Regions from separate parts of the Homo sapiens genome. Here regions 2 and 3 are each linked to region 1. Evidence: chromatin contacts called from ENCODE Hi-C or POLR2A ChIA-PET data. All regions are on one chromosome and are shown on one strand. Each heading gives the region's core, a stretch centred on a gene start or an enhancer-like site at or near the end of the contact. The rest is flanking DNA. Distances are from core to core; before and after follow the strand shown. Region 1 overlaps PI4KA (phosphatidylinositol 4-kinase alpha). Region 2 overlaps MED15 (mediator complex subunit 15). Region 3 overlaps MED15 (mediator complex subunit 15).

Region 1 (2,513 bases), core at 8-2,507:
GAAAGACTCCCATGCACCTACATGTGCAGCTTATGTGGAGCTTTAATGGGACACAAGTCCCCAACTCTGCCTCTGCTCCACCAGCCTTGGTCAGGCCCCTGCCTTTGGGCACAGGTGCCAGCAATGCACTTGGCACTTAGAGATGCTGCCATCTGGCAGCCTCCCACATCCACCACACAAGCCCTTCCTCTCGTGAGCAGCCCCCAAGTCTTGCCACAGACCTGGCACCTCACCTGGTGTGAGCCGTCAGATGCCCTCCTTGTGCCCTGGCCAGCACTGGCCCCACAGGCGCTCCTAACACACAGAGCAGCCTCTGAGGCATCTATTATTCTCAGGCCCTAGACTGATGCTTCCAGTCTCCATTCACACTAGTGCTATTTGGATTTTGAGTTCTTCATGTCTCTGTAAAGCTTTTTTGGGAGTTTGAAGGAGCTTATGGCAATTGCCTTTTGATGGTTTCAAGTACCTGCAGGTGGGACTTGGTGACGGTAGGTGCCCACTTCATGGCCTCCTGGAGGATCATCCCACAGCGTGCAGCGAAGTCCTTCACAATGCTCTGGAAGAGGGTGAAGCTGCTTCTCAACAACCCGAGGTCAGTTCATCTGAGCTGCCGTAGTGACTGTCATGGGCTGAACTATGTCTCCCCAAATCCCTATGCTGCGCCTTAACTGGTACCAGTACCTCAGAGTGGAACTCATTTGGAGATAGGGCTTTAAAGAGGTGATTCAATTAAAAGGCTGATAGGGTAGGTCCTGATCCAATCTGGCCAGTATCCTTCCTTACGTGTGTGCAGAGGAAATCTGGACACACAGAAATACTGGGGCAGGGAGGAGGGTGTGCACAGAGGGAAGAACACGTAAAGACACAGGGAGAAGGCTGCCATTCACAAGCCAAGGAGAGAGGTCTCCACAGAAACCAGCTCTGCCAACACTTTGATTTTACACTTCGGCCCTCAGAACTGTAAGACAATCAATGTCTGTCAAGACCTTTCAAGCTGCCCAGTCTATTGTCTTTTGCTACAGAAGCCCAAGAGACTAGCACAGCCACTAAGTTTGAACCTCAAGGCCCCTGGGGCCAGGAAGCCCACACACACTATGATCTGTATGTAATTCCTGCACAAGGTTTGTGGCAGAATCTACAAGAATAACATGTCACAGGGACACTGTGCAACTTGTGTCCTGGGTCTGGGACTGGATGGAAGGGCAGGCTCTGCGTGGCAAAATCCTCTTCGGTGCCACACCACTCTGTGGGAAACTCCCCATTGACAGCTGGTCTGGCAGAGGTCCAGAGGTAGGACATGACTCAGCCCAGGCTGAAGGAGCTGTGAGCTGAGTTGCAGTCTTGCCACAGTGAGGGCTCTGAGACCGAGTTGGGGAGAGGAGAGACCCAGTACATCCTCCTCTTTTGGAGTGATTTATTCTGCCAGTTTCCCCATTGGATAGCACAAGTCAAAGGCATGATCCCCTATTACCACAATAACAAAATGTCAGTGCACCTCAGAGAAGTGAAGTCCACCTGAAAATCATGCTTGTGCGACGCAGACTCGAGAGGCTATAAACTGGCTGGTAGCTGAAGACCTCTTTGGCAGCTAAACCGAGAACACAGCTGAGTCAACATGGCTGAGGTGGGGGAGCTGGGCTTGGAAGACAGAGCGACCTGGGGGCAGCCAGCTCCCCTTGCACTCGGTGGAGCCTGGCAATGGCTTGGTCTCCTCACTGGGGGATGGGGCCAGCACCACCCACACCTCAAATTGCTGGGGACTGGGTGAGCTCATGCAGGTTGACCATCTCGTGGAAATACTCAGGGAATTGTGGTAAAGATGGCCCTTAGTGCAGGGGATCGTGTCGGGCCTACCTCACGGGCTTCGTACGTGTCAGGAACCGTGATCCGGTAGGGGGCGTCGGGGATGTCATAGTAAGGCTGATCCTTGTGAATATCCTGCAAGCACAGCAAGACTCCCTCTTCCAAACTGCCTTCCCCAAGTTGCCACTAGCAACCACATGGGCCACCCCTACCCACCACCTGTCTGTCTGTGACAGGCCTCCATACTTGATGCAACTTATTGCAAAACACCAGGTGGATTTGGGCCCCCTCACCCCCAACTCGACACCTGTAGCATTAATTATGTTCAGGCTTATTGTCAGAGAAGCATGCCACAACACAGGGCGGACAGGGCCGGCGGGGTGGTGGTAGAGCGGGTGGTGTTTGGGCCCTAGGTCTCCTGGGGACACTCACAGCGCTCAGTGACAGTGACAGGGTCTGCAGGATGTCCAGCATGGTCTTCAGCACAGTCCCGCTCCAGAGCAAGTGGGGAAACCTGCACCAAGAGCCAGCTCTCAGGACCAAGAGCCAAACCTCCAAGGAAGGTCTGCTTCTAGGAGCCCCCTCAGCTGCCAGCCCGAGCCCATATCTGCTTCAGGCCAGCTGAAGGAGGAGGTCGGGAGGCCCTTGCAGCAGGATGCCTGGCCTCCTCAGGCTCATTGCAGTAAGGTGAGCAACGCCTGGTCAGAAAG
Region 2 (2,513 bases), core at 10-2,509, 230 kb before region 1:
TAATTTGTGTAATTTTTTGTAGAGTAAGGGTTTTGCCATGTTGTCCAGGCTGGTCTCCAACTCCTGGGCTCAAGCGATCTGCTGCCTCCGCCTCCCAAAGTGCTGGGATTACAGGTGTGAGCCACTGTGCCTGGCCCTGAGACATTTATTTAAAGACAAAGGGGAGTACAGGCTAGAGAACAGAGGGGAATAGAATAGCAGCCAAGGCATAATTACCTCTAAACCATCACCCCATAAGGGAGATGTTCGCCTCAACTTTAGTAATGACTCTCTTTCTAGTCTAGGTGCAGGGCTGTTAATAGAGGCCCTGTGATTGGGTTAAGGGCTTGAGGTACAATAACTCTGTTATTTAGGGCAGTGAGTCCTTGGAGAAGATGCTTTACCTTCTTTCCAAGCCCCATGTCTCCTTATTTTGAGGGTGTTTTTTTTTTTTTTTCTTGAGACAGTCTTGCTCTGTTGCCCAGGCTGGAGTGCAGTGGCCTGACCTCGGCTCACTGGCCTGACCTTGGCTCACTGCAACCTCCGCCTTCCGAGTTCAAGTGATTCTTGTGCCTCAGCCTTCTGAGTGGCTGGGATTACAGGCCTGCACCACCACACCTGGCTAATTTTTGTATTTTTATTAGAGATGGGGCTTCACCATATTGGCCAAGCTGGTCTCAAACTTCTGACCTCAGGTGATCTGCCTGCCGCATCCTCCCACAGTGCTGGGATTACAGGCGTGAGCCATTGCATCCGGCCTGAGGTTTTTATTTTGAGAATATTTCAAATGTACAGAGAGTTGCAAGGACAGTAAAAGCACTCAGGCATCCTCTTCCCTGGGATTCACCAGCTCATTCTCACTTTTACCATCTTCCCATACTCCCTGGGGGCCTCCTCCTTCTGGGCTTCGTTTCCTTTTATTTGTTTCTGTCTTTTTAATTTTAATTTTTTTTTAACTAGCCCTTCTCTTTGGCAGGATTTGTTCACTTTTAATCCTTGGCCCCAGCAGCTTCTCTGAGCTCTGCCTATGAATCTGGGGGAGAGATAGGGGCTCACACAAGAGTGAAGTGTGAGCTGGAGGGCTGAAGGGGAATGAGGGACATCTGGGCCAAAGGCAGGGGACCAGCAAGGCCCCCACCCCTGGAACTTCTGTTCTTCCCAGCCTACGTACCCCTTGCTTCTTCTTATGTTGGTGGGCTCTGGGGGCTGGGTGAAAGCAGTGCTTGTAGGTTAAGAAGTGACTCATCCCACGTGCCCGCTGCCCTTCTCTTCTGTTCTTTGCTCTTTCCAAGCTTCCTTTCAGTCCTCCTCATCAGACATGACCTTTGAGGAAGTGATGAGTCTGCTATGTGTGAGACAGAGCCCCTGTTGTGAAGTAGAACTCAGGGTTCGTCCTCAGAAGCCTCGGTGGGTCACCATACGTCCTGCAAGTGCTGTCAGTCTGCTTTGATTCGTGTGAGGGAGAAGTCCCTGCCAAGTGCTCTGTAGTAGGCATTCAGGCCAACCAAAGAACAGGGCAGGGTCCTGAGGCACAGGCTCAGAGCTCTTGCTTATTTCATGGGGTGTTTAAATTGAGGTATAATCCCTATCACAGTGAACGACACGCATACTTCCAATCTTGAGTGTGCCACCAGAGAACTGTTGATACTCCCCAGATCTGCACCCAGCCAGGGCAAACTGTGCACCACTCTTCTGACTTCCATGGCCAGCCGAGACATTTGGAATCTCTGTGCAATCACACTCTGTGCCATCTTTTTTTCGAGACAGGGTCTCGCCCTGTTGCCCAGGGTAGAGTGCAGTGGTACAATCTCGGCTAACTGCAGTCTCGACCTCCTGTGGGCTCAAGCAATCTTCCCACCTCAGCCTCCCAAGTAGCTGGTACTACAGGTGCTCACCACCATGCCCTGCTAATTTTTGTGTTTTTTGTAGAGATGGGGTTTTGCCATGTTTCCCAGGCTGGTCTCGAACTCCTGGGCTCAAGCAATCCACCTGCTTCAGCCTCCCAGAGTGCTGGGATTACAGTCCTCTGTGCAATTGTGTGCATCATGTGTGAAATTTATCCTCATTTATCCTCACAGGCAGCAGTTGTTCTATTTTTTTTTTTTTTTTTTTTTTTTTTGAGATGGAGTCTCACTCTGTTACCCAGGCTGGAGTGCAGTAGCACAATCTTGGCTCCCTGCAACCTCTGCCTCCTAGGTTCCGGCAGTTCTCCTGCCTCAGCCTCCCGATTAGCTGGGATTACAGGCACGTACCACCATGCCTAGCTAATTTTTATATTTTTAGTAGAGACTGGGTTTTGCCATGTTGGCCAGGCTGGTCTCGAACTCCTGACCTCAGGGGATCCACCCACCTCGGCCTCCCAAAGTGCTGGGATTACAGGCATGAGCCACCATGCCCAGCCTGTGTTTTTGTTTTTTTTGAGACTGAGTCTCACTCTGTCGCCTAGGCTGGAGTACAGTGGCGTGATCTTGGCTCACTGCAAGCTCTGCCTCCCGGGTTCACACCATTCTCCTGAGTAGCTGGGACTACAGGCG
Region 3 (2,513 bases), core at 4-2,503, 180 kb before region 1:
TTTGAACCATCCTAGTGGAATGGTAGACCAGAGCCCAGGCACACACTTGGTGCCTCCCCGGTGTCAGGAAGGCAGCTGGTGTTGGCCTCGGGGGGCCCAGAGCCTTTCTGTGGGAGATGTGCCCCTCCCCGTGTGAGTGAGAGGTCAGCCTGTCAGCCCAGGAAGGCCTTTTTTTTTTTTTTTTTTTTGAGACTTTTTTTTGCCTCTTACTCTGTTGCCCAGGCTGGAGTGCAGTGGTGTGATCTCGGCTCACTGCAACCTCTGCCCCACCAGTTTAAGTGATTCTCCTGCCTCAGCCTCCCAAGTAGCTGGGATTACAGGTGTGAGCCACCATGCCTGGCTAATTTTTGTATTATTAGTAGAGACGGGGTTTCGCCAGGTTGTCCAGGCTGGTCTCGAACTCCTGACCTCAGGTGATCTGCCCGCCTCGGCCTCCCAAAGTGCTGGGATTACAGGCGTGAGCCACTGCACCCAGCCAGGAAGGCTTTCTTGATGGCTCTGCAGATGGCCACCTGGGCTTCCTGAGGCCCAGACTGTCACAGGGAGGAGCTGGTGCCACAGAGGCAGATGAGTGATAACCGAGTGCTGCTTGTTCTGTCTCTAGATACAGCAGCAGCAACAGCAGCTGCAGCGAATAGCACAGCTGCAGCTCCAACAACAGCAACAGCAGCAGCAGCAGCAGCAGCAGCAGCAGCAGCAGGCTTTGCAGGCCCAGCCACCAATTCAGCAGCCACCGATGCAGCAGCCACAGCCTCCGCCCTCCCAGGCTCTGCCCCAGCAGCTGCAGCAGATGCATCACACACAGCACCACCAGCCGCCACCACAGCCCCAGCAGCCTCCAGTTGCTCAGAACCAACCATCACAACTCCCGCCACAGTCGCAGACCCAGCCTTTGGTGTCACAGGCGCAAGCTCTCCCTGGACAAATGTTGTATACCCAACCACCACTGAAATTTGTGAGTACCTGTGGCCCACAGTGGAGCACATGCAGCCCGTGGCTCTGTCAGCAGTAGTTTCTAGGCTCTTTGGCTAGAGATAGCATATCCTATTCTTCAAGTGCTGAGACTTCAGGCAGCCCCCACCCCTTGCCAGCCCTGCCGACTCTAGCATGGCTCAGCAGGGAAGCATGTGTTTTGCATTTTGTGTTCTGAGAGCTGCTTCTGCACCCCGCACAGGGTACTGCTGCTGCTACTGGGGCACCAAGTCGCATTCCAAGCAGTGTGGCTGATTGCAGCAGTTCTGTGGGCCCTTTCAGGGTGTGAGCACTTCGACTGATGAGCACCACATGAAAGGATGTGCCAGCTCCGTCAGTGTCTGGTGGTTTGCCAACTACTCAGAGTTAATGTTCTAAGCAAATATCTTTTTTTTTCCTTTACACTCTGCCAAGTCTCAGGAGAACAAAGTTCATTACTATATTTTTGAGAGGAGTATTAATATAAAATACTGTTATTCCTAGTTTCATTTTGTATCTCTGCACAAAGCCAGTCTACTCAGTGACAGGCACAGAGGACAGAGTATGATCACCAGGATGAAGGTAGCTGCATCAAGGGGCCATTTGGACAACTCTTTGGCTCCCTTGGTTTTTGTGGCCTTTTCTGTTTGTGATTCATGAGTGGAATGGGGCCTGAGGCAAGTGTGGGGGTGAACAAGAGGCCTCATAGGCAGACTGGAAGTCTAGGAGAGTTGTGAGGAGCAGATATGCTCACTCATCTGTCACCTGGGAGTCGACACACTGCCTGACCCCGGGGACTGTGCAGACTGAAACCCTTGTGTGCTGCATGGTGGAATGTGCCCTGGCAGGGTTTGCCCTAGTGGCTTGGAGATGTCTAAGGAAGAGCCCGCTGCATGTTGGAATGTGCCCTGGCAGGGTTTGCCCTGGTGACTTGGAGATGTCTAAGGAAGAGCCCCCTGCATGGTGGCGCGGGCCTGTCTCGTCCTTCTGGAGGCCCCTCCATGCAGTGGCTCCACAGTTGCCCCTTTTGCCCAAGTTTGCCCCCCACCCCCACTTTTTTCTTTTGAAGACAGGGTCTCTGTTTTCCAGGCTGGAGTGCACTGATGTGATCAGACCTCCCTGCTCAAGCGATTCTCCCACCTCAGCCTCCCAAGTAGCTGGGGCTGCAGGTGTGCATCCCCACACCTAGCCAAATTTTTGTATATTTTGTAGATATGGGGTTTGGCCGTGTTGCCCAGGCTAGTCTTGATCTCCTGGGCTTAAGCGATCCACTGGCCTTGGCCTCCCAGAATGCTGAGAATACAGACAGGAGCTACTACGCCCTGCCCTCTGCTGGCCGGCTAACCCAGCTTTCCTTCAAGGAATCAGGCTGAGTGAAGCTCTTGTGGACCATCAGCATGCTTGGCCCAGAGGATGAGCAGGCTAGGCTGTAAGCTCTGCATTGGAAGTCGTCAGTGCTTGTGATAGCTGGTGCTGAGGGATGTGTGGAGACATCCCAGTGGGAGGGCCACATTGCCACTTGCCAGAATTGGATTTGAGCTAATGGGATCCTAGATGGCCAG

Evidence for each region. A loop is a pair of places that touch in the nucleus more often than their neighbours do. ChIA-PET counts read pairs that join two places held with the same protein, here RNA polymerase II (POLR2A). Pooled maps may share reads with other maps.
Region 2: a pooled map shows a loop between it and region 1 (2.4-fold over the local background). The contact joins two enhancer-like sites. A Hi-C loop is called at or near these places in 1 of 37 single-sample maps with no recorded cell type and 3 of 50 pooled maps. POLR2A ChIA-PET finds 5 or more read pairs at or near these places in 7 of 52 experiments (BJ, GM12878, K562 and 4 more).
Region 3: a loop to region 1 is called in a map of chondrocyte, with 5 times the contacts of the local background. The contact joins two enhancer-like sites. A Hi-C loop is called at or near these places in 5 of 168 maps with a recorded cell type or tissue (B cell, K562, chondrocyte and 2 more), 8 of 37 single-sample maps with no recorded cell type and 15 of 50 pooled maps. POLR2A ChIA-PET finds 5 or more read pairs at or near these places in 5 of 52 experiments (GM12878, H1, K562 and 2 more).

What each region holds. Positions count from the first base shown.
Region 1 is chr22:20,749,439-20,751,951 of GRCh38, forward strand. It overlaps PI4KA (phosphatidylinositol 4-kinase alpha), which reads right to left. Exons shown (of 55, transcript NM_058004.4): 26 at 2,236-2,317; 27 at 1,855-1,938; 28 at 467-556. Among named protein-coding and RNA genes, the nearest start is that of SERPIND1, 23 kb to the right of the region's middle. RefSeq lists enhancers at 888-1,007, 2,029-2,513. Within about 2 kb of position 1,258, at least 11 of the 41 ENCODE cell types and tissues checked have a DNase peak (open chromatin) inside an H3K27ac peak, as active enhancers do.
Region 2 is chr22:20,519,017-20,521,529 of GRCh38, forward strand. All of the region lies in intron 1 of MED15 (mediator complex subunit 15), which reads left to right. Among named protein-coding and RNA genes, the nearest start is that of MED15, 13 kb to the left of the region's middle. Within about 2 kb of position 1,260, at least 5 of the 41 ENCODE cell types and tissues checked have a DNase peak (open chromatin) inside an H3K27ac peak, as active enhancers do.
Region 3 is chr22:20,565,863-20,568,375 of GRCh38, forward strand. MED15 (mediator complex subunit 15) reads left to right here. Exons shown (of 18, transcript NM_001003891.3): 7 at 605-955. Among named protein-coding and RNA genes, the nearest start is that of MED15, 60 kb to the left of the region's middle. Within about 2 kb of position 1,254, at least 17 of the 41 ENCODE cell types and tissues checked have a DNase peak (open chromatin) inside an H3K27ac peak, as active enhancers do.